Regions from separate parts of the Homo sapiens genome. Here region 1 is linked to region 2. A link is a loop called in an ENCODE intact Hi-C map of the cell type or tissue named here. Cell type or tissue: PC-3. All regions are shown on one strand. Links, peaks and the distances in the headings refer to the core of each region. The heading gives the core; the rest is flanking DNA.

Region 1 (15,689 bases), core at 4,591-12,590, 62 kb after region 2:
ACTGCCAGTTGACAACTCCCCACTTGCCATACACCCCCCACCATGTGCACACAGAACCACTCTAAATACATTTGTTCCTCTGGTGCTTTGGTCAATCTAGCTGATTTCCATTGTTGGGAACACAGATTTTCCCATTAGATGCCCAGCAAGGCTTCCTTTTTTTTTTTTTTTTTTTTGGAGACAGGGTCTCACTCTGTCTCCCAGGCTGATTGTGCAGGGACACAATCATGGCTCACTGCAGCCTTGATCTCCTGGGCTCAAGCAATCTTCCTGCCTACTGAGTAGCTGGGACTACAGGTGTGTGCCACCACGCCCAGCTAATTTTTTAAAAATTTTTTGTAGAGGCCAGGAGCACTGGCTCACGCCTATAATCCCAGCACTTTGGGAGGCCAAGGTGGGCAGATCACCTGAGGTCAGGAGTTTGAGACCAGCCTGGCCAACATGGTGAAACCCCATCTCTACTAAAAAGGCAAAAATTAGCCAGGCGTGGTGGCGTGCACCTGTAATCTCAGCTACTTGGGAGGCTGAGACAGGAGAATCGTTTGAACCCGGGAGGGGAAGGTTGCAGTGAGCTGAGATTGCGCCATTGCACTCCAGCCTGGGCAATAGGGCGAGACTTCATCTCAAAAGAAAAAAAAATAAATCATAACCGCCCCATGTGATGGCATTAGGGGTGAGGCCTTTGGGAGGTAATTAGGTCACAAGGGCAGAGCCCTCATAGATGGGATCAGTGCCTTAAAAGGCATCCCAGAGACTCTCGTCCTCTTTCAGCTATGTGAGAATACAAGAAGTCAGTAGTCTGCAGCCTAAATATCTTGCTTCATCTTTGGTGTTTCTGAACTGTATAAAAGTATACATCTTAGGCTGGGCACAGTGGCTTACGCCTGTAATTCCAGCACTTTGGGAGGCCAAGGCAGGCAGATCATGAGGTCAGGAGATCGAGACCATCCTGGCTAACACGGTGAAACCCCATCTCTACTAAAAATACAAAAAATTAGCCAGGTGTGGTGGCGGGCGCCTATAGTCCCAGCTACTCGGGAGGCTGAGGCAGGAGAATGGCGTGAACCTGGGAGGTGGAGCTTGTAGTGAGCCGAGATCGCGCCACTGCACTCCAGCCTGGGCGACAGAGCGAGACTCCGTCTCAAAAAAAAAAAAAAAAAAAAAGTATACATCTTAGTCTGTTTTGTGCTGTTGTACCAAAATACATGACACTGGGTAATTTATAAAGAATAGAAATTTATTCCTTATAGTTCTGGAGGCTGGGAAGTCCAAGATCTAGGTGCAGCATCTGGCCAGGGTCTTCTTGCTGTGTCATTCCATAGTGGAGGGGGAAAGAGTAAGAGAGGGCCAGAGAGGGGGCTGAACCCATTTTATTATGAGAAACCCACTCCCCACTCCCATAATAACAGCAGTAATCCATTCATGAGGCCTCTTGATTACCACTTTTTTTTTTTGGCTTAAACAACAGAAATTTATTTTCTCACAGTTCTGCAGGCTAGAATTCCCAGAACAAGGTCTGTCAGGGTCATTTCTGATGAGGACTCTTTTCCTGGCTTGCAGATTACCTCACTATGTTCTCACGTGGTAGAAAAAGACTCTCTCTCTCTCTCTCTCTCTCTTGCTTGCTTGATGACCTCTTAAAGATCTCACCTCTTAATACTGTTACAATGGCAATTACATTTCTTTTTCTTTTTCTTTTTTTGAGGCAGAGTAGTGCTCTGTCACCTAGGCTAGAGTGTAATGGTACGATCTCAGCTCACTGCAACCTCCACCTCCCAGGTTCACGCGATTCTCCTGCCTCAGCCTCCCGAGTAGCTGGAATTATAGGTGCCCGCCACCATGCCCGGCTAATTTTTGTATTTTTAGTAGAGATGGAGTTTCACCACGTTGGTCAGGCTGGTCTCAAACTTCTGACCTCAGGTGATCCACCCACCTTGGCCTCCCAAAGTGCTGGGTTTGAGAGGTACAAGTCATCAAACCATAACACTATGTAATCTTTGGAAACTTACTTTTTCCCCACTGGACATTCTAGATTTATCTTTTTTTTGTTTTTGTTTTTGTTTTTTTTGAGACAGGTTCTTGTTCTTTTGTCCAGGCTGGAGTGCAGTGCTGCAATCATAGGTCACTGCTGCCTCAAACTCAAGTATTCCTCGCCCCTCAGCCTCTTGAGTAGTTGGGACTACAGGTGCATCCCACCACACCTGGCTAATTTTTAAATTTTTAATAGAGACAGAGTCTCGCCATGTTGCCTATGCTGGTCTTGAACCCTTGGCCTCAGGCGATCCTCCTGCCCTAGCCTCTCAAAGTGCTGGGATTACAGGCATGAATCACTGCACCCGGCTTCTGGTTTTCTTTTTGTTTTTTTGTTTGTTTTGAGACAGTCTCGCTCTGTCACCCAGGCTGGAGTGCAGTGGCACAATCTTGGCTCACTGCAACCTCCACCTCCCAGATTGAAGCGATTCTCCTGCCTCAGCCTCCCGAGTAGCTGGGATTACAGGTGCCCGCCACCCAGGTAATTTTTGTATTTTTAGTAGAGACAGGGTTTCTCCATGTTGGCTAGGCTGGTCTCGAACTCCTGACCTCAGGTGATCCGTCCATCTCAGTCTCCCAAAGTGCTGTGATTACAGGCGTGAGCCACCACACCCAGCCGGCTTTCTCTTAACACTCATGTAGCACTTGATGTGTGTGTCAGGCACTGTTCTGTCCCCTTTACATTCACAATCCTTTATTTATTTGTTTGTTTATTTATTTATATTTTTGAGACCAAGCCTCACTCTGTTGCCCAGGCTGGAGTACAGTGGCACGATCTCAGCTCACTGCATCCTCTGCCTCCCAGGTTCAAGTGATTATCCTGCCTCAGCCTTCCAAGTAGCTGGGTTTACAGGCCCCTGCCACCACACCTGGCTAATTTTTTTTTTTTTTTTTTTTTTTTTTTTGTATTTTTAGTAGAGACGAGGTTTCACCATGTTAGCCAGGCTGGTCTTGAACTCCTGACCTCAGGTGATCCACCCACCTCGGCCTCCCAAAGTGCTGGGATTACAGGCTTGAGCCACTGTGCCCAGCCCACAATCCTTTAAATCATTTAAATCCTCATAATGGCCTGTGGGATACACACTGTTACCATGTCCATTTTACATATGAGGGAACTGAGGCACCGAGTGGTTAAATGATTTGCATGATAGTTCTAGCTGGCAAGCAGAGAGCCAGGATTGTAAGCCAGGCAGACCGGGCATGAGTGCACATTCTTGTCCCTCTGCTTCACGCCGTCACTCCCAGCTGTTGCTATGATTCCTGTTTGCCTGTAGGGGTAGCTGTTCATTTATTTCCACTGCCATACAGCATTCCATGGTGTGCATGTGCAGCCTGGGTGTCCATATTCTCCTGTAACGGCCCTTTGGGCTGTTTCTGGTTCTTGCTGTTTGGAGTAACACTGCAGTGTTCACTCCCGCACATGTCTCCTGGTTCACATAGGCACGCAGACTCTCAGAGGGGAATCTGAGGGCGTAGGATTTGCATGTCTCTAACTTCTTCAGGTGATGCCAGACTATTTCCACAAGTGAATGCTAGCTCAGTCCCCAGGCCTCCCCAGGCCTCAGTTTCCCCATGTATTAGATAGGCCATTTGGGGACTTGAAGCTCTCAGATACAGGAACAGCAGTTTGGAGGAGCTGAGCAGGTCTGGGGTGTGACTGACATTCCCAGGTACCTGAAGGAGGAACTGCACATCTCCAGGTGGGACCTGCAGTCCTTCCTGGAAACTTCCATGGCTCCCCACACATGCAAGTTCAAAGCCTCTCTCCTGAACCTAGGTTCAGAGCCCCTTCTGCAGTGGTAGTTCCAACCTCCCTCCCATGTCCCCACTCACAGCTAAGCTTCGGGCCTGGAGCACCTCCAACCTGCTGATCAGGGCAAGTCCCAATGTGGCCTTCAAGGCCATTGCACATGTTCATTGTGACACTGTTCGCTGAGCAGTCACTGTGTGCTAGGCGTATCTGCAGCATCTGGACAGACGACACTAAATGGGTATTGAAGGATTGAATGAGGGATCAATAATGATATCCAGTTTGATTCAGTGGTTCCAGAGGTTTTTCTAAGTGCTTTCCATTTATTAACTCATCTCACATTCACAAATGACCCCATAAAGTAAGCACTATTGTTATCCCCATTGTACTGACAGGGAAGCTGAGGTCCAGAGGAGCTTGGGTGCCTTGCTCGAGGTCACACAGCTTGTGAGTGGTGGTTGGAGCTGAGGAAACGTGAGAAATTGTTGTTCCCAAGCTGTGAGGTGCCACATGGGGGCCAAGATAAAATTATTCTTTTTCTTTTTAGAGATAGGGTCTCACCATCATTCAGGTTGTAGTACAGTGGCGCAATCATGGCTCACTGCCACCTCCAACTCCTGGGCTTAAGGGATCCTCCCACCTCAGCCTCCTGAGTAGCTGGGTCTACAGGCCAGTGCCACCATGGTGGGCTAATTTTTAAAAGTTTTTATTTTCCATAGAGATTGGGCTTTGCCATTTTGCCCAGGCTGGTCTTGAACTCGTGGGCTGAAGCAATCCGGCTCCGTCAACCTCCCAAAGCCCTGGGATTACAGGCGTGAGCCACTGTGCCTGGCCTGTTCTCCATTTTTTTACTTCTTTCTCTGCGTCCAGATTGATCCCCTTGAACACTAATTTAGGGGACACTAAAAATCTGCTACATTTGCTGGTTATTTTCTAAATTAACATTTAAAAGTTGCGTATTTCCTTATCAAGGTATGAGAATGATTTAAAAAAAAAAAAAAAAAAAAAAACAAGGTCTGGCTCTATTGCCCAGGCTGGAGTGCAGTGGCGTGATCTCGGCTCACTGCAGCCTCCGCCTCCCAGGCTCAAGCCATCCTCTTCCTCCCACCTCAGCCTCCCGAGTAGCTGGGACCACAGGCATGTTCCACCGTACCTGGCTAATTTTTATATTTCTTGTAGAGATGAAATTTTGCTGTGTTGCTCAGGCTAGTCTCGAACCTCTGAACTCAAGGGATCTGCCCACGTCAGTCTCCCAAAGTGTTGGCCCGATTTTTGTTATTTTAGTACATAATGGAATGAGTTTTCCCATTATGGACTATAGTGATTTACTAATCATTTTAATATCACGTTTCATATCATTCATATTTTTTATTACTGTTGATTGGCATCAGTAATTTGGAGCTAGTATGTATGTCTGTCTGTATGTATGTATTTATTTATTTAGAGACAGTCTCACTCTGTTGCCAAGGCTGGAGTGCCATGGTGCAATCTCGGCCCATTACAACTTCTGCCTCCTGGGTTTCAAGTGATTCTTGTGCCTTAGCCTCTGGAGCAGCTGAGATTACAAGCATGGGCCACCATGCCCAGCTAATTTTTGTATTCTTAGTAGAGACAGGATTTCACCATGTTGGCCAGGCTGGTCTCAAACTCCTTACCTCAAGTAATCCACCTGCCTGGGCCTCCCAAAGTGCTGGAATTACAGGTGTGAGCCACTGCGCCTGGCCTTTGTTTTTTGTTTTTGTTTTTTTTTTGAGACAGATTCTTGCTCTGTTGCCCAGGTTGGAGTGCAGTGGCGTGATCTCGGCTCACTGAGGCCTCCACCTCCTGGGTTCAAGCAATTCTCTCACCTCAGCCTCCCAAGTAGCTGGGATTACAGGCCCATGCCACCACACCCAACTAATATTTGTATTTATTTTTTTAATAAGACGTGGTCTCACTCTGTCACCCAGATTGAAGTGCAGTGGCACAATCTCAGCTCACTGCAACTTCTGCCTCCCAGGCACAAGTGATCCTCCCACCTCAGCCTCCCCAGTAGCTGGGACCACAGGCACACACACCACCACGACAGACTAATTTTTTGTATTTTTAGTATAGATGGGGTTTCACCATGTTGGCCAGGCTGGTCTTGAACTCCTGGCTTCGGGTGATCCACACACCTCCCAAAGTGCTGGGATTACAGGCGTGAGCCACCACGTCCGGCCAGAGCTAGTTTGTTTTTTGTTTGTTTGTTGTTTTGGTTTTTGTTTGTTTGTTTTTGAGACAGAGTCTTGCTCTGTTGCCCAGGCTGGAGTGCAGTGGCACGATCTCAGCTCACTGCAACCTCTGCCTCCCAGGTTAAAGTGATTCTCCTGCCTCAGCCTCCCGAGTAGCTGGGATTACAGGCACCCGCCACCACACCTAGCTAATTTTTGTATTTTTAGTAGAGACGGAGTTTCACCATGTTGGCCAGGCTGGTCTCGAACTCCTGACCTCAGGTGATCAGCCCACCTCAGCCTCCCAAAGTGCTGGGATTACAGGCGTGAGCCACTGTGCCCAGCCGAGCTTGTTTGTTTTTTATGTGTCTCCATCAACTCTTGCTTTTCTGCACTGGATGCCAGTATTTGGTGAGGTAATACCTCAGAGATAATTTGCTCTCCTGGGCCTTCAAATAGACTTAAAAACAGCAGCTTTAATCCAGCTTTTCTGTTTGCTTGTCTGCACAGCTGGAAGCAGAAGTAATTTACTACACAGTAAACACCAGGAACGCCCAAGAACTGGGATAGACCCCATCACCTTCGTCTCCAACCTCCAGGGGCACCAGATGAATCACCTCCTGTTTATATCTTTTTTTTTTTTTTTGAGACAGGGTTCTTGCTTTGTCACCCAGGCTGGAGTGCACTGGCATGATCACAGTGCACTGCAACCTTGAACTTCCAGGCTTAAGCAATCCTCCCTCCTCAGCCCCTCAAGTAGCTGGGACTACAGGCACACACCACCATACCCGGATAATTTTTAAAATTTTTTTATAAAGACAGGGTCTTACTGTGTTGCTTAGGTGGGTCTCAAACTCCTGAGTGCAAGGGATCCTCCCATCTCAGCCTCCCAAAGTGCTTGCATTACAGGTGTGAGCCACTATGCCTGGCTTCCTGTTTATATCTTCTGTATTTTGCTTCTTTTTGGGAAGGCATTCCCTGCAAGATCCTGGTTGCCACACCTCAGGCCCTGAGTAGGTAATAAGACACAGGGCTGTCTTCCACACCCTGGCCCCACTGATTGAGTCCTACACATAGGGAAGGTCCAGCTGCTGTCCTTTAAAACCAAACTGAGGCCAAGATGGCAAAATTTACGTTGCTATATCCTCTTCCTCCCCTCACCGTACTATCCTCATGGCCCTCCGTACCCGACTGCGGGGTGCTTCCTGGGACAGGCCTGACATAAGGAAGTGTCATTTCCCAACCCTCAGATCCAGTACGCCCTTTTAGTAAGAAACATTTCGGCCGGGCGCGGTGGCTCATGCCTGTAATCTCAGCACTTTGGGAGGCCAAGGTGGGTGGATCAACTGAGGTCGGGAGTTCGAGACCAGCCTGACCAACATGGAGAAACCCTGTCTCTACTAAAAATACAAAATTAGCTGGGCGTGGTGGCACATGCCTGTAATCCCAGCTACTAGGGAGGCTGAGGCAGGAGAATCACTTGAACCTGGGAGGCAGAGGTTGCAGTGAGCCAAGATCGTGCCATTGCACTCCAGCCTGGGCAACAAGAGCGAAACTCCGTCTCAGAAAAAAAAAAAAAAAAGAAAAGGCCTCCTTTTACCATCCTGAAATGACATTCACATTCATGTACATTACAAGTCTTGCTGGTGTGGGACAGCCCCCCAGCACCAGACCTCTGCCCATTCAGTGCCAAAGCACCCTCAAGGAGGAATTCCCAAAACACACCCCGAGGGCAGGCAGGAACAGGACCCTTGTCTGTCTGGTTCAGCGCGGAATCCCCACCACCTAATACAAGACCCTGAATGCACTAAGTAAATAATTGCAGTCTGGATAACTATGCTGTGATTTACTGCCCTCTTCCTACAAAGCTTCCCTGTCCTCTGTTCACTGCCCCTGCGTGGGGAGCCAGAGAAGAAAAACGACTCAGGGTGCACAGGGGCCAGCTCCCTTGCACAGAGAGTTCTACACAGTTCACTGATGCTGTGGGCAAATGGATGCTTCAGGGGCCCTCTGTCCTGCCGGGGGCGGAATGAGGACAGGGTGAGCACAGAAAGGAGAGACATCTGTAGAGTCAGTGACGCATGGTCAGAACACAGAGTCCAGAGTGCACAGCCTGACCCTGGCCCTGGCTCTGCTCAGCTGTGTGCCTTCTGGTAACCCCTACAGGGCCTTAGGTCTCTCATCCAGAACGCAACGATGATAATAGTAGTTAAGGTTGTTGTGAAGACGCAGTGAAATTATTCACGTAATCAGGAGAGGTTGGCACGTGTTAAAATTATCCATTACTGGGTAATTTGGATCAACGAACTATCATTCCTGACGCCTAGATTCCCCCCGTCCCTCAAGCGCCTCCTCACCCTCCTCCCTCAGACTTCCAGGCTCCACCACCACTGGTGGATGGTCAAGAACCCAGAACAGGCGACCGACCTCTCTTTTTCTTTCCCCTGCTGCACAGCCCATCTCAGAGCTCCCTTCTGTGAGGCTCAGCCAGAGGCCTGCAGGGTTGGGACAGGCTCCTGGAGCCCTCCCCACCAACGAGAGGCCCCGGCCTACTCCCCTCACCTGCACAGGAAAACCCTGGCCCAGTCAGGGAACCAGAAATCTCCTCCCAGTCCTTACCTTGCCCTCACCCTCAGCCACCACCAACTACCCCTGGACGGGCGCCCCCTACATCCCTGCACCTCGGTCTGTGTGACCCCAGGAGTGCCCACTCCCCAATGTGTGTGCCCCTGTGGGTGTCCAAAGCCCTGTCTGTGTGACCCTAGGGGTGTCCACTCCCCAGCGTGTCCGACCCTCGGACCCCAGAGCCCGCAGCCCACAGCCTGGAATGGCCTGCCGCGCGCGGGGCAGGGACGCGCGCACGAAAGCGTCCACATGGAGCCACAACACTGGGCAGGGGCAGCCAACCCGGGCACACCTTTTTGTGTGGGGTAAGGAAAGAGCCCCTCCCCCGCGCGGGGCCCGGCATGCTCGTGCCCATCCCGTCCTGTTGGCACTCCCAGACCCGAGCGGCCCTCGGCCTCTCTCCCGCCCACCGCGTTGCCCTCTCCCCCGAAGGCTTAGTCTTGACCCAACCCTCCCGCCGCGGAACAAGCAACTGGCTTAAGGCCGGGGCGCGGTGGGCTCTGATTGGTCGATGACGATTGACGGTGATGATCTGATTGGTCGATGGTTGATTGGCGCTTCTCGGTAGCTGCCCGGGCGCGCCTCCGCCCCTGCGCTCCGGGCTCCCATTCGTCGCCGCTCTGGGGCATGCGCAGTGGGTGCCATTCAGTGCCTGGGCTCCGGGAAAGTCGTGCTTTTACGGTTCCGGGTACTGGCTCCCACACCACTGCCTCGTGTGGGGTTGTTCGCCCGTGAAGGGGCAGGACAGGGTGCGCGCTGGTGGAGGTTAGTGAGGTCACACACCGGGCCGTGGCGCCTGGTGCGCTGGGCGCTTCCACCTCAACCTTCGTAGCAAACCCAGCGGGGTTCTGTGCCTGCGCACCGTGGTTCCTGCGTTCATTTACTGTCCCGTTTCTCACTCCGGAAAGTGTGGCTTTGAGTTTGATCTGCAGGAGTAGGACGGGCACAGCGGGTGTCTGGTCTTCCTCGCACCATAAATCGCAGAGCGAGCCCTCTGTGGTCTCTGGATACAGTATACCAAAGTTAGATTAACTGTACTCCTTCTCACAAGCCGGTCCAACGTTTGCAGCAGTGAAAAAGCCCTAAGTGTCAGGGCCTTTGGCGAAGCCTGTGTAAGGGAATAAACACTTTCCCCAGTTTTCCAGGCGCAAACTGATGGTTTTGGAGCATTAAGGTCTGGTCGGATGGGGCAGGATGGCTGCGTTGACACGTCTTATTTAATCCACATCATAGGTAAGGTGACCACTTATCTTTTTACAGGTTGAAATTGTTACATTTTGGCCGGGCGCGGTGGCTCACGCCTGTAATCCCAGCACTTTGGGAGGCCGAGGCAGGTGGATCACGAGGTCAGGAGATCGAGACCATCCTGGCTAACACAGTGAAACCCCGTCTCTACTAAAAAAATACAAAAAATCAGCCGGGCGTGGTGACGGGCGCCTGTAGTCCCAGCTACTCAGGAGGCTGAGGCAGGAGGATGGCGTGAACCCGGGAGGCGGAGCTTGCAGTGAGCCGAGATCGCGCCAGTGCACTCCAGCCTGGGCGACAGAGCGAAACTACGTCTCAAAAAAAAAAAAAAAGAAAGAAAAGAAATTGTTACATTTTATATATATGTAAGTTGAAATGGAAGTATATATTGCAAGCATTATAAACGTATGCACCAATATGTATAAATCCATGATTTACAGGGATATAGATGCAGATGGAGCCGTGGGCCCAGTTCATTGCCCTGGGGTGAGTCACATGCTGAAGGGACAGGGGACTGTTGATCTTTTAACTGGGTGCCCAAAATGTTAGGAAGCCTGAGCCCTGAGGCCCCAGCTTTCACTAAGTGGGAAAAAATTCCCTTAATTAGCTTAGAAACTCCAATAGCGTAGTGCTGCCTCCACTGCTGAAAACAGCCAACCTTGATATCAGGTCTGGTCCCAAGAAACAACGTTGATATCAGGTCTGGTCCCAAGAAACAACGTTGATATCAGGTCTGGTCCCAAGAAACACTGTGTGTTTTTTTTTGTTTTTTTTTGTTTTTTTTTTTTTGAGACATAGTCTCGCTCTGTCGCCCAGGCTAGAGTGCAGTGGCGCGATCTCGACTCACTGCAAGCTCCACCTTCCGGGTTCACGCCATTCTCCTGCCTCAGCCTCCTGAGTAGCTGGGACTACAGGCGCCCGCCACCACGCCCGGTTAATTTTTTGTATTTTTAGTAGAGACAGGGTTTCACCGTGTTAGCCAGGATGGTCTCGATCTCCTGACCTCGTGATCCGCCTGCCTCAGCCTCCCAAAGTGCTGGGATTACAGGCATAAGCCACTACGCCCGCCCCAGAAACATTGTTCTTTCCTTTTCTCTTAGATTGTTATTTTATCCCTCTTTTCTCAGGAATGAGGAAAAAGGTTGCTATTTTAACTGTGAGTGTGTGGGAACTGGAGTACTGGGTAGCACTCTTCAAAGGTTCAGTTGAAGTCCGGGCAATTAGTCACCTCTGGATTTTTTTTTTTTGAAATGGAGTCTCACTCTGTTGCCATGCAGGAGTGCAGTGGTGTGATCTCGGCTCACTGCAACCTCTGCCTCCCGGGTTCAAGCGATTCTCCTGCCTCAGCTTCCCGAGTAGCTGGGACTACAGGCACGCACCACCACGCCCAGCTAATTTTTGTATTTTTAGTAGGGATGGGGTTTCACCATGTTGGCCAGGATGGTCTCAAACACCTGACCTCAGGTAATCCACCCACCTGGGCCTCCCAAAGTGCTGCGATTACTGGCATGAGCCACTGTGCCAGGCCCCTCCTCTGGATGTTTCTGAGAGTGGCTGGCTTTGTAACATGTATACTTCACTTTTGTATAATACTTTGTATATACTTCCGTTTCATATAATACTTTGTATATACTTCAGTTTCGCCACTCAGATGCCATAGGAAGTGAGGGGTGCATTGTTTTTGTTTGGGATTTTGTTCTAAAGATTACAGTATAACCAAACATACAATAAGCTATATTAACTCATTTTTTGGTGGGGGGGTAGAGACAGGGTATTTCTTTGTCACCCAGGCTGGAGTATAATGGTGAAGTCATGGCTCACTGCAGTCTGGACAGCCTGTGCTCAAGCCATCCTCCCACCTCAGCCCCCCAAGTAGCTTGGAGTACAGGTGCGCCACGCTACACCTGGCTAATTTTTTACTTTTTGTAGAGATGAGGTCTCACAATGTTGCCCTGCTGGTCTCAAATTTCTGCGTTCAGGCAATCCTCCTGCCTCAGACTCCCAAAGTGCTGGAATTACAGGCATGAGCCACTGCACCCAGCCTTTATTACCTTTTTTTTTTCTTTTTTTTTTTAAGATAGGTTCTCCTTCTGTTGTCCAGGCTGGAGTTTAGTGGCACGGTCTTGACTCACTGCAACCTCCGCCTCCCAGGTTCAAGCAATTCCCGCACCTTAGCCTCCCGAGTAGATGGGATTTACAGGTGCTCGCCACCACTCCTGGCTAATTTTTGTATTTTTAGTAGAGACCAGGTTTTGCCATGTTGGTCAGGCTGGTCTCAAACTCCTGACCTCAAGTGATCCGCCCACCTCAGCCTCCCAAAGTGCTGGGATTACAGGCATGAGCCTCCATGCCCTGCAGTATTATCTTTTTTAAAGAGAGAGTACTTGAGGCCAGGAGTTTGAGACCAGTCTGGGCAATGTGAGACACCGTCTCTACAAAAATTACAAAAAATTAGCCCAGTTTGGTGGTACACACTTGTGGTCCCAGCTACTCAGGAGGCTGATGTGGGAGGATCACTTAAGCCTTGCAATTAGAGGCCGCAGTGAGCCATGATCACACCACGGCACTCCAGCCTGGGCAACAGAGACCTCATCTCAAAAAATAAATAAATAGGCCGGGCACAGTGGCTCGTGCCTGTAATCCCAGCACTTTGGGAGGCCAAGGCAGGTGGATCACCTGAGGTCAGGAGTTCAAGACCGGCCTGACCAACATGGTGAAACCCCATCTCTACTAAAAATACAAAAAATAAGCCAGGTGTGGTGGCTAACGCCTGTAATCCCAACTACTCTGGAGGCCGAGACAGGAGAATCGCTTGAACCTGGGAGGCAGAGGTTGCAGTGAGCCGAGATTGCGCCATTGTACTCCAGCCTGGGCAACAGGAGCAAAATTCCATCTCAAAAAAAAAAATAATAATAATAATAATACAAAAATTAGCTGGGGGAGGCCAGGCGCGGTGGCTCATGCCTGTAATCCCAGCACTTTGGGAGGCCGAGGCGGGCAGATCACCTGAGGTCAGGAGTTCAAGACCATCCTAACCAACATTGTGAAACCCCATCTCTACTAAAAATACAAAAAATGAGCTGGGCATGGTGGCACGTGCCTGTAGTCCCAGCTACTCGGGAGGCTGAGACAGGAGAATCGCTTAAAACCAGGAGGTGAAGGCTACAGTGAGCCCAGATCACGCCACCACACTCCAGCCTGGCGACAGAGCGAGACTCTGTCTCAAAAAAAAAAAAAAACAATTAGCTGGGGCTAGTGGTGGGCGCCTGGGCGACAAAAGTGAAACTCCATCTCAAATAAATAACAGAAACACACCCTTTCTTATCTGTTGTGCATACTTAACTAAAAGAAACACACCCAAAAGTATTTACAAATAAAGAAGATGGGGGAGGAAAAGAAAATCTTTAGCTTATTAATAAAAGAATGGGTCTATTTGAAAAGTACAAATGCTAAAAAAAAAAAGTGCTTCAATGTATATAGCTTGCCTTTTAAGTCTGTAGCCATTTAAATTATAAGAATTTCATCATTTGCTGGCCAGGCGCAGTAACTCACACCTGTAATCCCAGCACATTGGGAGACCGAGGTGGGCGGATCACGAGGTCAAGAGATGGAGACCATCCTGGCCAACATGGTGGAACCCCATCTCTTATTAGCCGAGCATGGTGGTGTGCACCTGTAGTCCCAGCTACTTGAGAGGCTGAGGCAGGAGAATCGCTTGAACCCAGGAAGCGGAGGTTGTAGTGAGCCGATATTGTGCCACTGCACTCCAGCCTGGCGACAGAGCGAAACTCAGTCTCAAAAAATAAAAATAAAAAATGTCATCACTTGCCAAGCCTGGTGGCTCATGCCTGTAATCCCAGCACTTTGTGAGGCTGAGGCAGGAGGATTACTTGAGTCCAAAAGATTGAAGCTGCAGTGAGCTGTGATTGGGCCACTGCCCTCTAGCCTGGGCAACAGAGCAAGACCCTATTCAACAATAACAAAAAAAGGAATTAGGTGATGGGAAATGCCTACCATTTGAATCTATAAAGATAAGCAAGGCAGGGTGCAGTGGCTCACGCCTATAATGCCAACATTTTGGGAGGCTGAGACAGGAGGATCGCTTGAGCTCCAGAGTTCAAGACCAGCCTGGGCAACATAGTGAGATCTAGTCTCTACAAAAATAAACAAATTTAGCTGGGTGTGGTGGTGCGTGCCTGTAGTCTCAGCTACATGGGAGGCTGAGGTGGGAGGATTGAGTGAGCTCAGGAGGTTGAGACTGCAATGAGCCATGATTACGCCACTGCACTGCGGCCTAGGTGACAGCAAAACCTGTCTCAAAAAAGAGAGAGAGAGAGATAAGCAAGAGTTACTCATGATGCTTGGACTTGGGGGAAGATGCCAACTCTGGCACATGTCAGTTACTACATAAAAAGTCAAGTGCAATGTCAAATCCAGAGCATCAAGAGGAAAAAAAGTTCAGTTCCCAAGAGAACATGGATAGCTTAATAATGTAAAACTTGGCCGGGCAGGGTGGCTCATGCCTGTAATCCCAGCACTTTGGGAGGCCGAGGTGGGTGGATCACAAGGTCAGGAATTCAAGACCAGCCTGGCCAACTTATTGAAACCCTATCTCTACTAAAAAAAAAAATACAAAAACAATAGCCAGGCTTGGCAGCTGGCGCCTGTAATTCTAGCTACTCAGGAGGCTGAGGCAGAGAATTGCTTGAACCCGGGAGGCGGAGGTTGCAGTGAGCCCAGATCACGCCATTGCACTCTAGCCTGGGTGACAGCGAGATGCCGCCTCAAAAAAAAAAAAAAAAAAAAAAAAGGCCGGGCACGGTGGCTCACACCTGTAATCCCAGCACTTTTGGAGGCCAAGGTGGGCGGATCATGAGGTCAGGAGATCGAGACCATCCTGGCTAACATGGTGAAACCCCGTCTCTACTAAAAATACAAAAAATTAGCTGGGCGTGGTGGCGGGCGCCTGTAGTCCCAGCTACTCGGGAGGCTGAGGCAGGAGAATGGCGTGAACCTGGGAGGAAGAAGTTGCAGTGAGCCGAGATCGTGCCACTGCACTCCAGCCTGGACAACAGAGCAAGACTCCATCTCAAAAAAAAAAAATTAGCCGGATGTAGTGGTGTGAACCTATAGTCTCAGCTACTCAGGAGGCTCGCCCGCCTTGGCCTCCCAAAGTTCTGGGATTACAGGTGTGAGCCACCGTGCCCAGCCTGTATTTTCTGTAGAGATGGAATTTTGCCATGTTGCTCAGGCCAGTCTCGAACTCCTGGGCTCAAGCAATCCTCCCACCTTGTCCTCCCAAAGTGCTGGGATTACAGGTGTGAGGCACCATGCCCAGCCGCAACAGTAATTTTCACAAATTACTGAAGTCAAGTAGCCAATTTTGATTCATGAAAGTGATATCACTGTAATTCTTCTAAACTTTCACTGAAATGCATGCTCCCTTTGCAGAGGGAAAGCTGGGTTAAGAGATGTCCAGGATGGTCGGGCTCGGTGGCTCATGCCTATAATCCCAGCACTTTGGGAGGCCAAGGCAGGCAGATCACCTGAGGTCGGGAGTTTGAGACCAGCCTGACCAACATGGAGAAACTCCATCTCTACTAAAAATACAAAATTAGCCAGGCGTGGTGGTGCATGCCTGTAATCCCAGCTACTAGGGAGGCTGGGGCCAAGCTGGTCTTGCACACCTGACCTCAGGCGATCTGCCTGCCTCCACCTCCCAAAGTGCTGGGATTGCAGGCTTGAGCCACCGTGCCCAGCCCTATGAATTATTTCAAATGCGTTAGATCCACCTAATCAAAATTCTGTCATTCAACATATAATTTTGAGTGCCAACTATGTCTCAA
Region 2 (15,689 bases), core at 5,250-13,249:
AATCACCGACAGGGAGGAGTAGCCTGGTGTGGAGGCACTGAAGCAGATCAGGATCACCAGGCATAATATCTGGAAGGGTGACATGGGAAAGGGGACCTCAATCAGCAACCAGGGCTGAGAAGATTGGTTTAAATTGGGGGTCCCATACTAAGATGCCTACGAGGGCTGGGGAAATGACATACAATAATAGCTAAACACTTTTTATGTGCTCACTGTGTTCCAAATTCAATCATCACGACAATCTAATGCTCTGGGTACTATTATTACTCTTTCTAATTTATAGACGAGAAAACTGAGGCACAGAGAGGTTTAATGGCTTGGCCAGGGTCACCCAACAAGTAAGGAGTAGAGTTGGGTGCCTCAGTTTCCTCTTTTCCCTTCTAGGTTACGGGCAGCCTGAGGGGAGTGGCGCTGCCAGGTGTTTTGTGAGCCCCGCTGACGCCAGCTTTGTGGCCTTGACCGGGGCGGAACACGCGGTTCCCCCAGCAACCCCTTTGGGAAGCGGTGAGAGTGACACCAGAGAGGCAGGACTCCGTTAAAGGCGCCGCACCCCTTTTACAAGTGACTCAAAGGCGGCGCCCACTTTGAGAAGGGTGGAAACCCCGAAAAGCTAAGGACATCCCGCCCGGCCTCTGAAGGGCGAGGAAGAACTGGCGAAGGGCGGGGCGCTCTACACCGCGGGACTAGCGCGGGGCGGGGGGGCCCCACCCCAACAGGCCCTGCCCCTGGGCGCGCTGCCAGCCCGCCCTCCTGTGCCCAGGCCGCGCCACGCCCTGCCACAGGAGGCCCCCACTTCCCAGCACCCTGGGACCCCTTCGATGCGTCCACTGATGAGTTCACGCAGGCTGTCCCCACGTAGCCCTCCGTATGCGTTATAGGCTCCTTGCTTCACCCCGGGGACCACCAGATCTCAACAACCTTCGTCAAACCCCACCGACTCGCCCTGCGCCCCGGGTTTCGGGCCTCCACCGTGAACCCACCCACCTGCACCCCACTGCCGAGCGCCCCGGCCAAGTGCCTGCCTCACCCGGACCATCCAGTTCCGCATGGTCCAGCCACCCCATCCCGCTTTTGCCCACGCGCCTGCCCCAGAACGCTCACAATCTCAGCAAACAGGAGGATTCCCTTTCGAGTGCGCGAGAAGTTGGTGCAGGCGGCCCAGCAGCCAGGAGCCGAGAGGCGCTCAGAATCCGCCATGGCATGGGCTGGAGTCCCTGGTGCCTCGGAGGATCTGCTCACTTGCTCGTGGTTTCGAGGACGCTGTACACCCAGCTGTCTTGCCCGCCGTCTGGCCGGGAAGGGGGCCCCGGGGCGAAGGAGGGAGTGAATCACCGCGCAGAGCTGACGCGGGCGGGGCCGGAGCCGGGCCAGGTGGCTGCCGCCCCGGAAGCCCCCTCGCCCCGCCCCCCAAGGATACTCCCAGCCTGGCGCACAGCCCCCGGGGCGCCCCATCGCAGGGGTGCTTGGCAGCTCCAGGTACCAGGAGCAGTAATAGCGGGACCCTTCGCCTTTTTGGAATGCAAATGCACCCGAGACAGCTTCAGCTTAGAACCGCGGGAATCTGGCTTTGGGATGGAGTGACTCAGTTTCCTTAACTGAATAAAACGGCCGAGGCAGAGTTAAATCCGAAAGACTTGGGGCCCAGTATGTTGCCAGAATTCGGAATATTTTTGATTTCAGAAAGTTTTCCCATGCATATACTCTCAGCGGGGTTTGGAGCTGCCGCGTTACAAAAAAAAAAAAAAAGGGCCAGGCGCGGTGGCTCACGCCTGTAATCCCAACACTGGGAGGCCGAGGCGGGTGGATCACCTGAGGTCGGGAGTTCGAGACCAGCCTGACCAACATGGAGAAACACCGTCTCTACTAAAAATACAAAAATTAGCTGGGCACGGTGACGCATGCCTGTAATCCCAGCTACTCGGAAGGCTGAGGCAGGAGAATCGCTTGAACCCGGGAGGCAGAGGTTGCGGTGAGCCAAGATCATGCCATTGCACTCCAGTCTGGGCAACAAGAGCGAAACTACGTCTCAAAAACAACAACAACAACAAAAACGGTATTTCTTCAAGAAAAGGTATGAACGTTCACAATAACTGGGTAAGGATTGAAAAGTGTTCCTCGGCTGGGCGCAGTGGCTCATGCCAGTAATCCCAACACTCTGGGAGCCTCAGGTGGGAGGATCGCTTGAGCCCAAGAGTTGGAGATCAACCTCGGCAACACAGTGAGACCTCATCTCTACAAATAATTTTAAAAATTAGCCCAGGCGGCCGGACGCGGTGGCTCAAGCCTATAATCCCAGCAGTTTGGGAGGCCGAGGTGGGCAGATCACGAGGTCAGGAGTTCGAGACCAGCCTGTCCAACATGGTGAAACCCCGTCTCTACTAAAAATACACAAAAAATGAACCGGGTGTGGTGGCGCTCGCCTATAATCCCAGCTAGTCAGGAGGCTGAGGCAGGAGAATCGCTTGAACCTGGGAGGTGGAGGTTGTAGTGAGCCAAGATTGCGCCACTGCACTCCAGCCTGGGCGACAGAGCAAGACTCCGTCTCAAAAAAAAAAAAAAAAAAGAAAAAAGAAAAAAATTAGCCCAGGCATGGTGGCACGTGCCTGTAATCCCAACTACTCGGGAGGCTGAGGTGGGAGGATTGCTTGAGCCTGGGAGTTCAAGGCTGCAGTGAACCATGATCAGACCACTGCACTCCTGCCTGGGCAACAGAGCAAGACCCTGTCTCCAAAAAAGGAAAAACAAAAAGAAAGGAAGAAAGAAAATTGTTCCTCGTTAGATCAGGTCAGGTTTTGTAACCAAATAGTGCCTATCTTGTGGGAAAACCATCAGTTTCCAGAGCTTTTTGTTTTTGGATAATGGATTGTGGACAGTGGAATAAACCTCTGAGCAGTGATGAGAATAAGACCCTGCCAGTGTAAAGGCTGTGTGAGAATAGGGGTTGGTGAGCATTGAGTTGCTCAGAAATAGGGCAAGCATTGTTTCAAGTGTTAGAGCCCAAGGCCAGGAGCAGTGGCTCATGCCTGTAATCCTAGCACTTTGGGAGGCCGAGGTAGGAGAATCACTTCAGCTCAAGAGTTCGAGACCAGCCTGGGCAACGTAGTGAGAGCTTGTCTCTATTTTAAAAAAACATATTTTGTAGTAGTGTTAGAGCCCAGAGAGCCCAAGGTCTGATTCTGTGTTCTGCAATCCCAAGGAAGTCCTGGCCCTAAATGTTGGGCCTCAGTTTCCTGGTTCTGAAGAGAGGGGCCAGTCAGCACAATCGTACATGAGGAATAGGAAAGTTTATTTCTGGGGGATTGGCAAGATGAATGGATGGCTCCTGGGGTGCAAGGCTGGGTGACATTTGTAGACACTTTGTTTGTATTTATTTATTTTTTAGTAGAGACAAGGTCTCGTTATGTTGCTCAGGCTGGTCTTGAACTCCTGACCTCAAGCAATTCTCCCGCCTTGGCCTCCCAAAGTGCTGAGATTACAGGCGTGAGCCACTGCGCCTGGCTAAGTGTGTTATTTTGAGCAAGTAATTTCCCCCAGCTCAGCCTTAATTTCTGCATCTAAGACATGCATCTCGTCTCCTGGAATCAGGATCCCAGAGGTACCCTGAGGGACACACTCTCCAGACTAGAAGTTGTTTTTATTCTCATCTCATTTGAAGTGGGGGAGAATCATAACTGGATGGCCAGGAGGATTCAACCCAAGGGCCTGCCTGCTCTCTCTGCCAACACAGGGCCCCTCAAAACTAAGGAAAGAGCTCCCCTCTTTCAGCCCCGGTTGCCGGAAGAGTGAGTGAATAGTGGAAGGGATGAAACATACTTTTCCTAGTGATGAGTATGTGCTTTCCAACTCTGTGAGGACACGTCTGAATTTCTGAAACAAGATGAACCTGGTTCCACTTCAACACCTTTGCACTTGCTATTCCCCCTGCTGTCAATGCCCTTCACTCAGTGCTTCATATACCTGGCTTCTGGTCATTCAGGTTGCAGCTCAAGAGTTATGTCTTCAAAGAGGCCAGAAGCTCACCATCATCTCCCACAATGTAACCTCCTTTTGCTAGCTTCATAGCTTCATGACTCTCACTTCTCTCTGAAATTGTCTTTTTTTTTTTTTTTTTTTTTTGAGAAGGAGTTTTGCTCTTGTTGCCCAGGCTGGAGTACAATGGCACAATCTTGGCTCACCGCAACCTCCACCTCCCGGGTTCAAGCGATTCTTCTGTCTCAGCCTCCTGAGTAGCTGAGATTACAGGCATGTGCCACCACACCAGGCTAATTTTGTATTTTTAGTAGAGATGGGGTTTCTCCATATTGGTCAGACTGGTCTCGAACTCCTGACCTCAGGTGATCCGCCTGCCTTGGCCTCCCAAAGTGTTGGGATTACAGATGTAAGCCACGAGCCTGGCCTTTTTTTTTTTTTTTTTTTTTTTTTTGAGATAAGGTCTCACTGTCACTCCAGCTAGAGTGGAATGGTGCAATCATGGCTCACTGCAGCCTTGACCTCCCAGGCTCAAGTGATCCTCCCACCTCAGTGTCCCAAGTAGTTGGGACTACAGGCATGAGCCACCACTCCCAGCTAATTTTTAAACTTTTTGTAGAGACAAGGTCTATGTTGCCCAGGCTGGTATCAAACTTGTAGGCTCAAACAATCCACCCGCCTCCGCCTCCCAAAGTACTGGGATTACAGGCACAAACCACCATGTCTGGCCTGAAGTTTTTTTTTTTTTTTTTTTTTTTTTTGAGACTGATTCTCGCTCTGTCACCCAGGCTGGAGTGCAGTGGTGCGATCTTGGCTCGCTGCAACCTCCACCTCCTGGGTTCAAGCAATTCTCTGCCTCAGCCTCCCGAGTAGCTGTGATTACAGGCACCTGCTACCACACCTGGCTAATTTTTGTATTTTCAGTAGAGACGGGGTTTCACCATCTTGGCCAGGCTGCTCTTGAACTCTTGACCTCGTGATCCACCAGCCTCGGCCTCCCAAAGTGCTGGGATTACAGGCGTGAGCCACCACGCCTGGCCTGGTTTTTTATTTATTCATTTTCTCGTCTTTTTTGTCTGACATCTGTCTACTCTCATTACATACATCAGCTACACAAAGAAATTTTATGTCTTGTTCCTCCAGCATCTCCACAGTACCTAGCACAGTGCAACATATACAGTTGGGGTTCAATTAATACTTGTCAATGCAGGTGAAATTGAGAGGACAGACTTGGGAATCAGGCCTTGATTAAATCGTGCTTTGACCCTCCTCTCTGTAGCTATCTGCACTCCCTGGGCCTCACTTTCCTCCTCTGCGAAATGGACATATTCGGATAGTTGAGTAGATGTGCAACTATTGTAGATGAAAATAAATATTGCAATAAAGCCAGTAGCAGGGATAAAACTAAGTACATGGTGGCTGGGGTTACTATTATTAGTCTCCTGGGTGTGACTGTATTTATAGACTGGGGCTCTTGAGCCCTTTGCTGACTTCTGAAGAACCACACCTCCACCAGGCTCTAAGTCAGGGGTAGCTGGAAGCCACCCTGGCACACTTCCCCACAATGTCTATCTACAGCTCTAACCACTCAAGTGTTCACCTCTTCACCCTCCAGCTCCCAGCTCTCGCAGCTTGTCTTCACCGTTCCTCTTTCCTCTCCAAGGCCACCTGGACTCTCGCATTCCGGTCCTTTAAATTCTTTCTTCCTTCCCCGTCCCCTCCCCACAGGGGCGAAAGTTGCCCATTCCGTCAGACCACAGCTTCCCTCCTGTGGGGGGATGGGGCCGAGTGCTCAGGATGTGGTGACAGCGGAGGTGACTGGACATTTCTGTCCTCTGCCAGCGCCTTCCTCGCGGCTACCCCGGTTGGAGTCCCGCTGGCCATATAAGCCCTGGCTGTAGGGCTCTGTTCCCAGGGTGAAGGAAACTCTGGGCCTCTCCCGTGCCGGGAACGCCCAGTGTGTGGCGTGTGCACACAAGCCCGGCTGCAGTTCTTCACCATGTACGGAAAATGGGGGCACGGCCCAAAGGTTCTAACAGCCTTTTTTAGCCCGGCCCGTCCAGGGGCGCTGACTCACACCTTCCCCACTCCGCCCCAAAGGGGGCTCCAGGACCCCAGCCGGTGCCCGGAGAGTGGTAGCCTACGTGCCAGCAAAAGCTGGCAGACTAGGCCGGAAGTGGGAGACCGCAGGCCTCTGGCGAAGGAAGCTGCCCTGCTTCTAGGCTTCTAGCCTTGCTATCCCGACGTCAGCTGAGGGTCTGTATGATTCCGAGACAGGACTGTGGATACACTGGTGCAGTCCTGCCACGACAGGCTCACCTCTGCATTCTCCATGCCATGCACAATAATTTATGTGTGAGACCCTGTACACCTCCAAAAAGGTGAAATTAATGAATAAGGAGAGGAGCAGGAGACGGCGAAGAGAAAAAGAAAGCACGCCAGACTGAGGACCGGCAGAAGCAAAGATAACATGTGCAAGCAGGAAAGCAGCAGCACGAAGCTCGTCAGCGATTACTCAAGCAGGATCGACCCACCTGCTCCTTTACAGAGTGGCCCGGGCAGCCCCACCCCGCCTCGAGCGCCTGGCAAGTCAAGACCGGATCGAACCATTTTATTACCTCCCCCTCCCAGAACCAGAAGCGCAGGCTAGCCGGCTGGAAGGGTCGTACCACTGACGCTGCGAGGGGAGTGTGGTCAGAGCCACTGAGCAGCGGGTGGGGGGACCAAACCAAGTGGAAGCTCTTGGGGAGGTGCCAAGTGCCCAGCGGCCACACGCGCCGGATCCAGGTTGGGCGGTAACTAGTGAGCCCCGCGCTGTCAGAGGTAGGCTCAGTGTCTCCGCCTTCCGGCTGCCATCTCCTGAGCGAGCTGCGCTGCCCCCCGGACCCCTAGGGCCCGCGAGAGCCGTTCCTCGCTGGGCACTAGCCAGGGCCCCGGGGAACCCGGGATCTGGTCGTTGGGATCCTCAGCGCGGCGCTCAGGAGGAGAAACCGTGGGGCCATCGGCGGCCGCCTCTGGACTAGGCTCCGGGCTGCCCCGGGTCTTCTTGAGCGTCGTCCGGGATGGAGGGTGCTGAACTAGGGAAGTGCTGCTGCTGCGAGACCCCGTTACCTCCGGCCCTCCAGGATCTGGGCTGCGATCTGGCCATGACGGGACTACGGATTAGATTGGGTGGTGAAGTAGGGAAGGGAAATCCAGGCCTTTGGCTGAGGATGGACAGGAGAACCCAAAGGCTGCGGGAGATGAGACCCTGACCCTTAGAGAAATCTCCCCTCCAGGCCTTCTGGGATCGGCACCACCCCTCACAACCCCGACACCTCCTTTCCCGAGACCCCTCCCCTCCTGGATCCAGAACATGCCCCTCAGAAATCATTTCCCACAATCTCCAAAGGAAATCAAACCCCGCTCATCTAGGAGCCCCTGCTCTCTCCTCTCTCATCCCACCTCCGTTGACTCCCAAACCACCGACCCTTTGTTTTTCAGAACTAGACCCCCTACCCTCTGGATCCCCATCCCATTTTCCCCCGGCTAAGATCCACTCTGCCTTCGCCTCTGAGAACTAAGACCCTTCCTTCCAAACACTTGCTTTTATCCTAGACCCCTTCCCTTCTCTTCCCCCAGTACCTGGAAAACCCACCCTCTGAAATTCCTATCCTCGAGACTGACACCCCTCCCTGCCCCTACGTTATTCCTATCCTGGGACCCTGTACCCCTCCCTGCCCCTACTTGTGAGAATACCATGACCTCTTGCAGACCCTCCCCACAGAGACCACCAAACCCTTCCCACCCAGAATCTCAGCTTCTCCACTCTGTGAACCTCTCCCTTCTCCTCACTGATCTCTGACTTCTCTCCCTTGGGAAACCCACCAACTCCTTTTCGGGGCTCTCCCACCCCTCGAGGCTTGCCAGGGTGGGTCTCCAGAGGCCGACGAATAACCAGGTGGAGCTGGGGGCCTCCAGCTCGGATCCGCTCCACGGCCTGGGCATGGGTGAGGCCCTGCGTTGACTCTCCGTTGATGTGGAGCACGAGGTCCCCGACCTGGAGGAGTGCAATGCAGTCGTGTTGGAAAGGCAAAAGGAGAGCACCCCAACAAAGGCAGGGATAGCACCTACCAGTGGAAGGGGCTTCAGGGCTCACCTCCAAACGACCACAGCGCTGTGCTGGGCCATCCTTCAGCAGCCCGCGCACGGCCAGCGGAGTGTCCCCAGCTACATCCCGGCCCCCACCTAAGGTGAGGCCAAAGCCTGCGTAACCGCGAACCAGCTCCACAGAGAAATGACCAGAGGCCTGGGATGGCTTCGGAGCACTACGTGCCTTACCCTGGATCAATTGGGGAGGTGCGTTACATGTCTCTAACCAACGGTGCTGGAATAAAGGACACAGGTGTACATAGTTTGCCCTGAGGCAGGAGGCCTCCGATAGAAGGATGAGATGGTACCTGGGGCCGGTGATCCACAATAGTGGCATGAGGCAGGCGACTGTCTGTGACCTCTATGTCCGCAGAGTCCAGCACGCTAACAGCTGGGAGATAAAAGCAGTGGAGAGGGCTGTTGGGGGACATGCCATGGAAACTACCTAGGACCTGTTCCCTGAGTTAACATTCTAGCCTCATCTACTTGTCTTGCCCCTGCAGCTCATATACAAACTGGCCCACCATTTACGCACCATCCCCTCAAGTAATCTTAAAGGTTCTCAGCCCAAACAAATTAACTGTTCTGACCCCACCTTCTTAATAAACAATCCTGGGCTCAGCCATGTGAATAATCTTCCAGGCCTTCCTATCTCCCTCTAATAACACGCAGAACACATCCCTCAAACAACACCATTCGGCCCACCCTGGAGAATGCTACTCCAAAATTTGGCTCCTGAACCTTCCATAGCACGCCCTCTAATTAGCCTCTAACCCTCATCCCATTCCTGACATCTCAAGCCCCGCCCCCATGGGACTATAGGCTCCACCCCCGTGACTCACATTTCAGGCCTGCCCCTTCGCTGCGTGCCCGCCCCCCAAGCACTCTCCAGGCCCTGCCTCCTCAAAAAGGACCGCCGCCAGAACGGGGGTCCAGTTCCGCACTCTCATCTAATCTAGCCCTCGCCGACTGCAATAACCCTCAAGGAATATGCTAGAATAACCCCAAGGCTCCTCCCACTCGAAGCACCCTCCGATCCCCGCCCCAAGTCGCGCCCCTTGGCCCCACCCAAGACAGGGCAGTAGCTGCTGACCCCCCAGGCCTGTCCCACTGAACCCAACTCCTCTCCGAACCCTCCCCCAGCGGAGGCCCTGCGCCAGTCACTCACCCTCCTTCCGGCGCAGGCGCAATGTGGCGCCCGCCCTGCGTACCAGCGCTGCCACGTCGACCGCAGCTCGCGCCGCCAGGGGGCGCGCGTCCAACCGCGCCAGGAGCTGCCGGGCGCTAGGGCCCGCGAGCGGGGAGGGGCCGCGGCCTGCGCGCAAGAGGGGACAGGTCAACGCCGACCCTCGGCCTCGGCCAACCCCTATGCTTCCGGACGCTCGAAGACCTAGAAATGCCCCTCAGGATACCCGGCGACCCCTGGCCACTCCCTCGATAGTTTCGGAGGTCACTGCTGTCCCTCCCCTCACGCGATCCCCGACCGTCGCGGGTAGCCGGTGCACCCCCGCTTGCTCCCACGGTGTCCCTGGAGATCGCTGTTTGACTGCAATAGTCCTAGACACCTCCGAACACCCCGTGAGGTCCTCGACTGCCCCCTAATCACCCTGGATGCCCAACTCTTCGCCCGCGATATCTCAGGGGACCCCATTTCCCCAGATATCCTGGGAGAACACGGCCTGACCCCATAGCCCCGGAACCCCCAATTCCCCGTCTAAGTATCCTAGGCAACCGCTGCTACCCCCATGAATTCCCTCAGAGGGCCCGTTCCCCCCATGGCCCACATACCTCCAGAGTCCCCCTCCACAGGTCCCCAGGGGCCCCCAGCTCCCCTCCCCCCAGTTCACTAAGACCCTGAGTGCCCAGGTGTCCCCAGTGACCACGGGCAGACCCCTCCCCGCACATCTGCACGTCTCCCTGGAGACTCCTGAGAGCCCCTCCCCTGCTCTGGTGCGCGGCCCTTTCCCTCGTGTGTGGGTGTGGGTAGGGGACCTCCAGCCCAGCCTCCATCGCTGGGCCCCTGCCCCCTGCCACCTTCACTTGGGCGCCAGAGCCGCTCTGTTTACCACCTGTCAGAAGGAAAAGGTGTGGAGCAGACAGGCGGGACGGGGATGGCGGCGACTCGCCCTGTCCTTCCCCAACGACCCCAATCCCTGTACCTCCTCTGCTCCCCCTAGGGTCCGCGGCGTCCCCTGTGCGCGGCTCCATGGCCAGTAGTCCGCCGGGTGGACGCAGGGCTGCCAGCTACGAATTTTGAGCTCTGGGGCGCGCTCACCTGGCGGCCCGCCCAGGCCCTGGAGGCTGAAGCTGGCGGGTCCCGTGCCTGGCTCCCGGACCCGCGCGGTGACCTACCTGGCGGCCAGCAAGGAGGCCTGGCTGTAGGAGCCAGGAGGAGTGCTTGGCCTCACTCTGCTGCAGGCGCCGCACTCTGTTAACTAAAGGTCCTAGTTAGAATTTAAAAGCCTGACAATACCAACTGTTGCTGAAGATATGGAGGAAATGGAACTCCTATACCTCCGGTGGAAATGTAAAATGATATTGCAACTTTATTTATTTATTTAGAGACAGGGTTTCGCTCTTGTTGCCCAGGCTGAAGTGCAATGGCACGATCTCGGCTCACTACAACCTCTGCCTCCCGGGTTCAAGTGATTCTCCTGACTCAGCCTCCTGAGTAGCTGGGATTACAGGCATGCACCACCACGCCCCCCTAATTTTGTATTTTTAGTAGAGACGGGGTTTCTCCATGTTGGTCAGGCTGGTCTCGAACTCCCTAAAGTGCTGGGATTACAGGCGAGGCCCGCCTCAGCCTCCCAAAGTGCTGGGATTACAGGCGTGAGCCACTCGTGCCCGGCCTGCAACTTTAGAAAACAGTTTGGTAGTGTCTTTAAAAACTAAGCGTACACATATGAGCCAGCCATTCCACTCCTGCGTATTTATCTAAAAGAAAGCATACATTTACACAGCCTTGTCTTACAAATATTCATAGCAGCTTTATTTCCTGTCTTATTCATTTAGAACTACTGTAACAAAATATCGTAGACTGGGTGGTTTAAACAACATAAGTTTCTCACAGTTCTGGAAGCCGGAAAGTCCACGATCAAGGTGGTAGCCAATTTGGTTCCTGGTGAGGTCTCTCCTTTTGGGTTGCAGATGCTTGCCTTCTTGCTGTGTCCTCACATGGAATTAAGAGAGTGAAGGAGAGTAAAGGCGTGAGAGAGGCACACACAGAGAGAGGGAGAGATCTCTCTCTTCTGTTTCTTATAAGGTCACAGTCCTATCTGGTTAGGGCTCCACCTTAGTGACCTCATTTTACCTTAGTTGCCTCCTAAAGAAGCTATCTTCAGATACAGTCACATTGGAGGTTAGAGCTTTAACATATATATTTATGGCTGGGCACAGTGGCTCACGCCTGTAATCCCAGCACCTTGGGAGGCCAAGGCGGGTGGATCACCTGAGTTCAGGAGTTCAAGACCAGCCTGGCGAACATGGTGAAACCCCATCTCTACTAAAATATACAAAAATTAGCCAGGCGTGGTGTCAGGTGACTTAATCCCAGCTACTTGGGAGGCAGAGGCAGGAGAATCATTTGAGCCCGGGAGGCAGAGGTTGCAGTGAGTGGAGATCGAGCCATTGCACTCAAACCTGGGGGATAAGAGCGAGACTTCTCTCAAAAAAACAAAACAACAACAACAACAACAACAAATATATATATATATATATATTTATGGGTGGACACAATTCAGTCCATAATATTTGTTAATATCCAAAAACTGGAAATAACCCAAATGTCCATTAATAGTTGAATGAGGCCAGTAATCGCAGCACTTTGGGAGGCTGAGGTGGGAGGATCGCTTGAGCTCAGGAGTTGGTGACCAGCCTTGGCAACATAGTGAAAGATTGTCTCTATTTTAAAAACATAGAAACATTGTCTCTATTTTAAAAATGCTAATGCCTGTAATCCTAGCACTTTGGGAGGCTGGAGGTGGAGGCAGGAGGATTGCTTGAGCCCAGGAGTTTGAGACCAGCCTGGGCAACATAGTGAGACCCCATCTCTCAAAAAGAAAACAATTTTCAATGAAAAAAATAGATGAATAAATTAACAAACTATGGTATACACATACAGGGTAATACAACTCAGCAATAAAAAACAATGAAGGATTTGGATGAATCTCAAAAATAATTATGGTAAAACAAGCCAGACCCACGCTCCAAAAAAGCACATGCTGTATGATTTCTTTTATATAAAAATCTAATAAAATGCAAACTGATATACAGTGACAGAAAGTGGATTAGTGGTTGCCTGGAGGGAGGGGGCCAAAAGGGCAGGAAAGAGGAAATACAAAGGGCAGGAGAAAACTTTTGGCAGAGATAGTTATACTCAGTATTTCTTTTTTTTTTTTTTAAGTGACAGGGTCACATTCTGTCATGCAGGATGGATTGCAGTGGCACAATCATAGTTCATTGTAACCTCAAACTCCTGGGCTCAAGGGATCCTCCTGAGCAGATAGGACTACACATATGTGCCACAATGCCTGGCAAATTTTTTACATTTTTGTAGAGACTGGGGTGGGGGGGTCTCACTATGTTGTCCAGGCTGGTCTTAAACTCCTGGCTTCAAAAAATCCTCCCACCTCTGCCTCCCAATGTGCTGGGATTACAGAGGTGAGCCACCACACCCAGCCTGTTCAGTATCTTCACTGTAGTGATCGTTTCACTGACATAAACATATTCAAAACCTATCAAATTGAAGTCAATTATATCTCAACCCCTTCAAAACTTAAAACAGCTGGGTGTAGTGCATGCACCTGTAGTCCCAGCTACTTGGGAGGCTGAGGCACGAGGATCACTTAAGCCCAAGACTTAGAGGTTACAATGAGCTGTGATCATGCCACTGCACTCCACCCTCAGTGACAGAGCAAGACCCTGTCTTTAAAAAAAATAAAATATAAATTCTCAAAACAGGCTGGGCATGATGACTCACGCCTGTAATTCCAGCACTTTGGGAGGCCAAGGTGAGAAGATCACTAAGGCCAGAATTTTCAGACCAGCCTAGCCAATGTAGCAAGACTTTGTCTCTAATAAATAAATAAATACAATCTTTTGTTAAATTAATGAATTGGGTGGGGCTGTGAGAGAAATTGACTTAATTCTTGAATTACATGAGGCTAAAAGGGGTAATTAGGGTTTTTTTAAATGATTTTTTTTTTTTTTGAGACAGAGTTTCGCTCTGTCACCCAGGCTGGAGTGCAGTAGTGCGAGCTCGGCTCACTACAACCTCCATCTCCTGGGTTCAAGCAATTCTCATGCTTCAGCCTCCCAAGTAGCTGAGACTAAAGGCACCCACCACCACGCCCGGCTAATTTCTGCAGTTTTAGTAGAGACAAGTTTTCATCATGTTGGCCAGGCTGGTCTCAAACTCCGCCCATCTCTGCCTCCCAAGGTGCTGGGATTACAGGCATGACCCACCGTGCCCAGCTGGGTAATTGGGTTGTATTCACAAATGGATGAGGCTAAGAGGGGCATTGATTTGAATCCACAGTGGGGCAGGGCTAAGTGAGGGTTTGCTCCCCCATAGTGTCATTGTAATCAATATTAAAGATAAGCACCAACACTGCTACCAAATAGCTTGGCTTGGCACAACACCAGCAATTTGGAAGCTTTGTTCCGAACTCTCTTGACAGTCTTACCATGCATATCTCATCACCCCCACTTCCCAGAGAGGTACATTGAGGTGTCAGGCAATGCAGTGGCTGGAGTTCCTCCCTCATGTCTGCATCCTCTCTACACCCCTAACCCTGCCAGCAGCCTCAGTGACACATACACTACTCTCTGGCCCTGGAATTTCGGCCCTGCTGGTGTCAGCTCTCTCAGTGAACACCTATCCTGGGCCCCTGCCCCTGTAATTTCAGCCCTGCTGGTGTCAGCTGTCTCAGTGAACACCTATCCAGCATCCTGGGCCCCCGCCCCTGTAATTCACGTCCCCTGAGGATGTCCTTGGACCCCTTCATTCGTTCATGATTCCCCAAGCCTGAATACCTCCCAGCCTGGAAGCAGTTTCCCATCCAGTTGGCAAGCTCCCTGATCGATGTTAGTAGATTCTACCTGGTGCTTGGATGCCTCCCCTCACTGTCCATCTGTCCTCGGCCCTTGGACAATGCCCCAGTCTGCAAGACCCTCCCATGCATGGAGCTACAGAGCCTCAAGCTCTCCTTCACAGTGTGTAAGCACCTCACTCTCACATCCACAGGTTCTTAAAACCTGGAGCCCCAGATTGGAAGCTGCCCTCTCCAGATTCAGGTGTGGAAGTCTCAACAAGAATTGGGAGGAGCAGTGAAGGAGGTCCAGGGTGTCCCCCCTTAGACAAGGTCAGGTCAGAGGTGAAAGAGGCAGGGGACTGCAGGTGGAATGAAAGCAGGAACCGTTCAGACCCTTTCACCTATGAGGATACTGGGTCTCTGAAAGGTGAACGGAGAGGCTTGCACAACCAGCCAGAATGGACATTAGGACACAGTGTGTCCACAGCCATAGTGAAATAGTCACTAACCAAGTGAGTCTTGTAGGTAAGCTGCCTGAAACTGGTGTTGTTGGCTTGCTGCAGGGACCTAGGCAGGTCCCTGAGCCTCTCAGACCCTGAGTTTCTTATTTGGCAAAGTAGTGGTGAAAGGCCCTCTCTCACTGCAATCCCATTCCTCCTTCCACTACAGTCACACTGTGTCCGAATGCTCCCTGCTTGGGGCTTATGTCCCCAGACACTCCCCTTTTCAAACATAGAAGAGGCCTCATTCCTCCACTGACATCAGCTAGTGTCCCATCCAACTCCAATGCATTCATTCACAGCCTCCTCAATTTTGGGTCCCATCTCTCATCCACTCTCCAAGGGACCTGCCCTCTGCAATTTTTTTTTCTTTTCTTTTCTTTTTCTTTTTCTTTTTTTTTTTTTTTTTCTTGAGAGGGAGTCTTGCTCTGTCACCCAAGTTGGAGTGCAGTGGAACGATCTCAGCTCGCTGCAACCTCCGCCTCCCAGGTTCAAGCGATTCTCTTGCCTCAGCCCCCCGAGTAGCTAAGATTACAGATGCCCACTACCACACCTGGCTAATTTTTATAATCTTAGTAGAAATGGAGTTTTGCCATGTTGGCCAGGCTGGTCTCAAACTCCTGGCCTCAAGTGATCCACCTGCCTTGGCCTTCCAAAGTGTTGGGATTACAGGCATGAGCCACCGCGCCCAGCCCACCCTCTCCAATTTTTGAGTTCCGCAACCTCATAATGCCCAGAGCACCAAACCATTCTTTGGCTCCAAAAGCTCCAACGGTACTCAGTCCCACCACACATTTCCAGTTTCCCAATAGGGACAGTGGGAGATAAACTTTCCCTGCAAATATACTGAGTGCCTACTTGTGCAAAGCTCTGGTGGAAATTGCAGAGTTTCCTAGTAAACTCGGGCTCCAGTTCTGCGTCCCTGCTTTTAGTTGTCAGAGGTCAGACAGTACCCTAATTTCTCTGGGCTTCGACTGCCCCTTCCTATGCTGGAATAGCAACATCCCAGAGTGGAAAAAGGAGCCAGCCCAGCGTCCTCAGCTAACGGAGGCCT

What was found. Peaks named below come from ENCODE experiments on the same cell type or tissue, not always from the same donor. Only the 100,000 strongest peaks of a DNase experiment are listed, where the experiment ranks them.
Region 1: a loop joins it to region 2, with 8 times the contacts of the local background. A loop is called at or near these places in 2 of 110 quality-filtered maps.

Annotation. Positions count from the first base shown.
Region 1 is chrX:49,094,724-49,110,412 of GRCh38, reverse strand. It overlaps a transcript of WDR45 not described here. Among named protein-coding and RNA genes, the nearest start is that of GPKOW, 21 kb to the left of the region's middle. RefSeq lists an enhancer at 9,790-9,869. In PC-3, for the core only: a CTCF peak has its summit at 8,664; a DNase peak (open chromatin) is centred at 9,112; H3K4me3 peaks cover 2,201 bases; H3K27ac peaks cover 1,055 bases.
Region 2 is chrX:49,157,509-49,173,197 of GRCh38, reverse strand. It overlaps MAGIX (MAGI family member, X-linked), which reads right to left and starts at 10,440. Exons shown (of 6, transcript NM_024859.4): 1 at 10,260-10,440; 2 at 9,269-9,415; 3 at 8,409-8,491; 4 at 8,108-8,335; 5 at 7,837-8,008; 6 at 4,424-7,124. The coding sequence starts at 10,308. The coding sequence ends at 6,799. PLP2 (proteolipid protein 2) reads right to left here and starts at 1,300. Exons shown (of 5, transcript NM_002668.3): 1 at 1,102-1,300; 2 at 1-69. The coding sequence starts at 1,197. RefSeq lists silencers at 604-803, 1,324-1,423, 9,352-9,461, enhancers at 5,567-5,676, 5,697-5,826, 5,837-5,886, 5,937-6,026, 6,167-6,456 and 2 more and cis regulatory regions at 5,452-6,032, 6,332-6,832, 8,751-9,251. In PC-3, for the core only: CTCF peaks have their summits at 9,143 and 9,345 (motif pointing right); DNase peaks (open chromatin) are centred at 8,937 and 9,277; H3K4me3 peaks cover 2,625 bases; H3K27ac peaks cover 1,547 bases.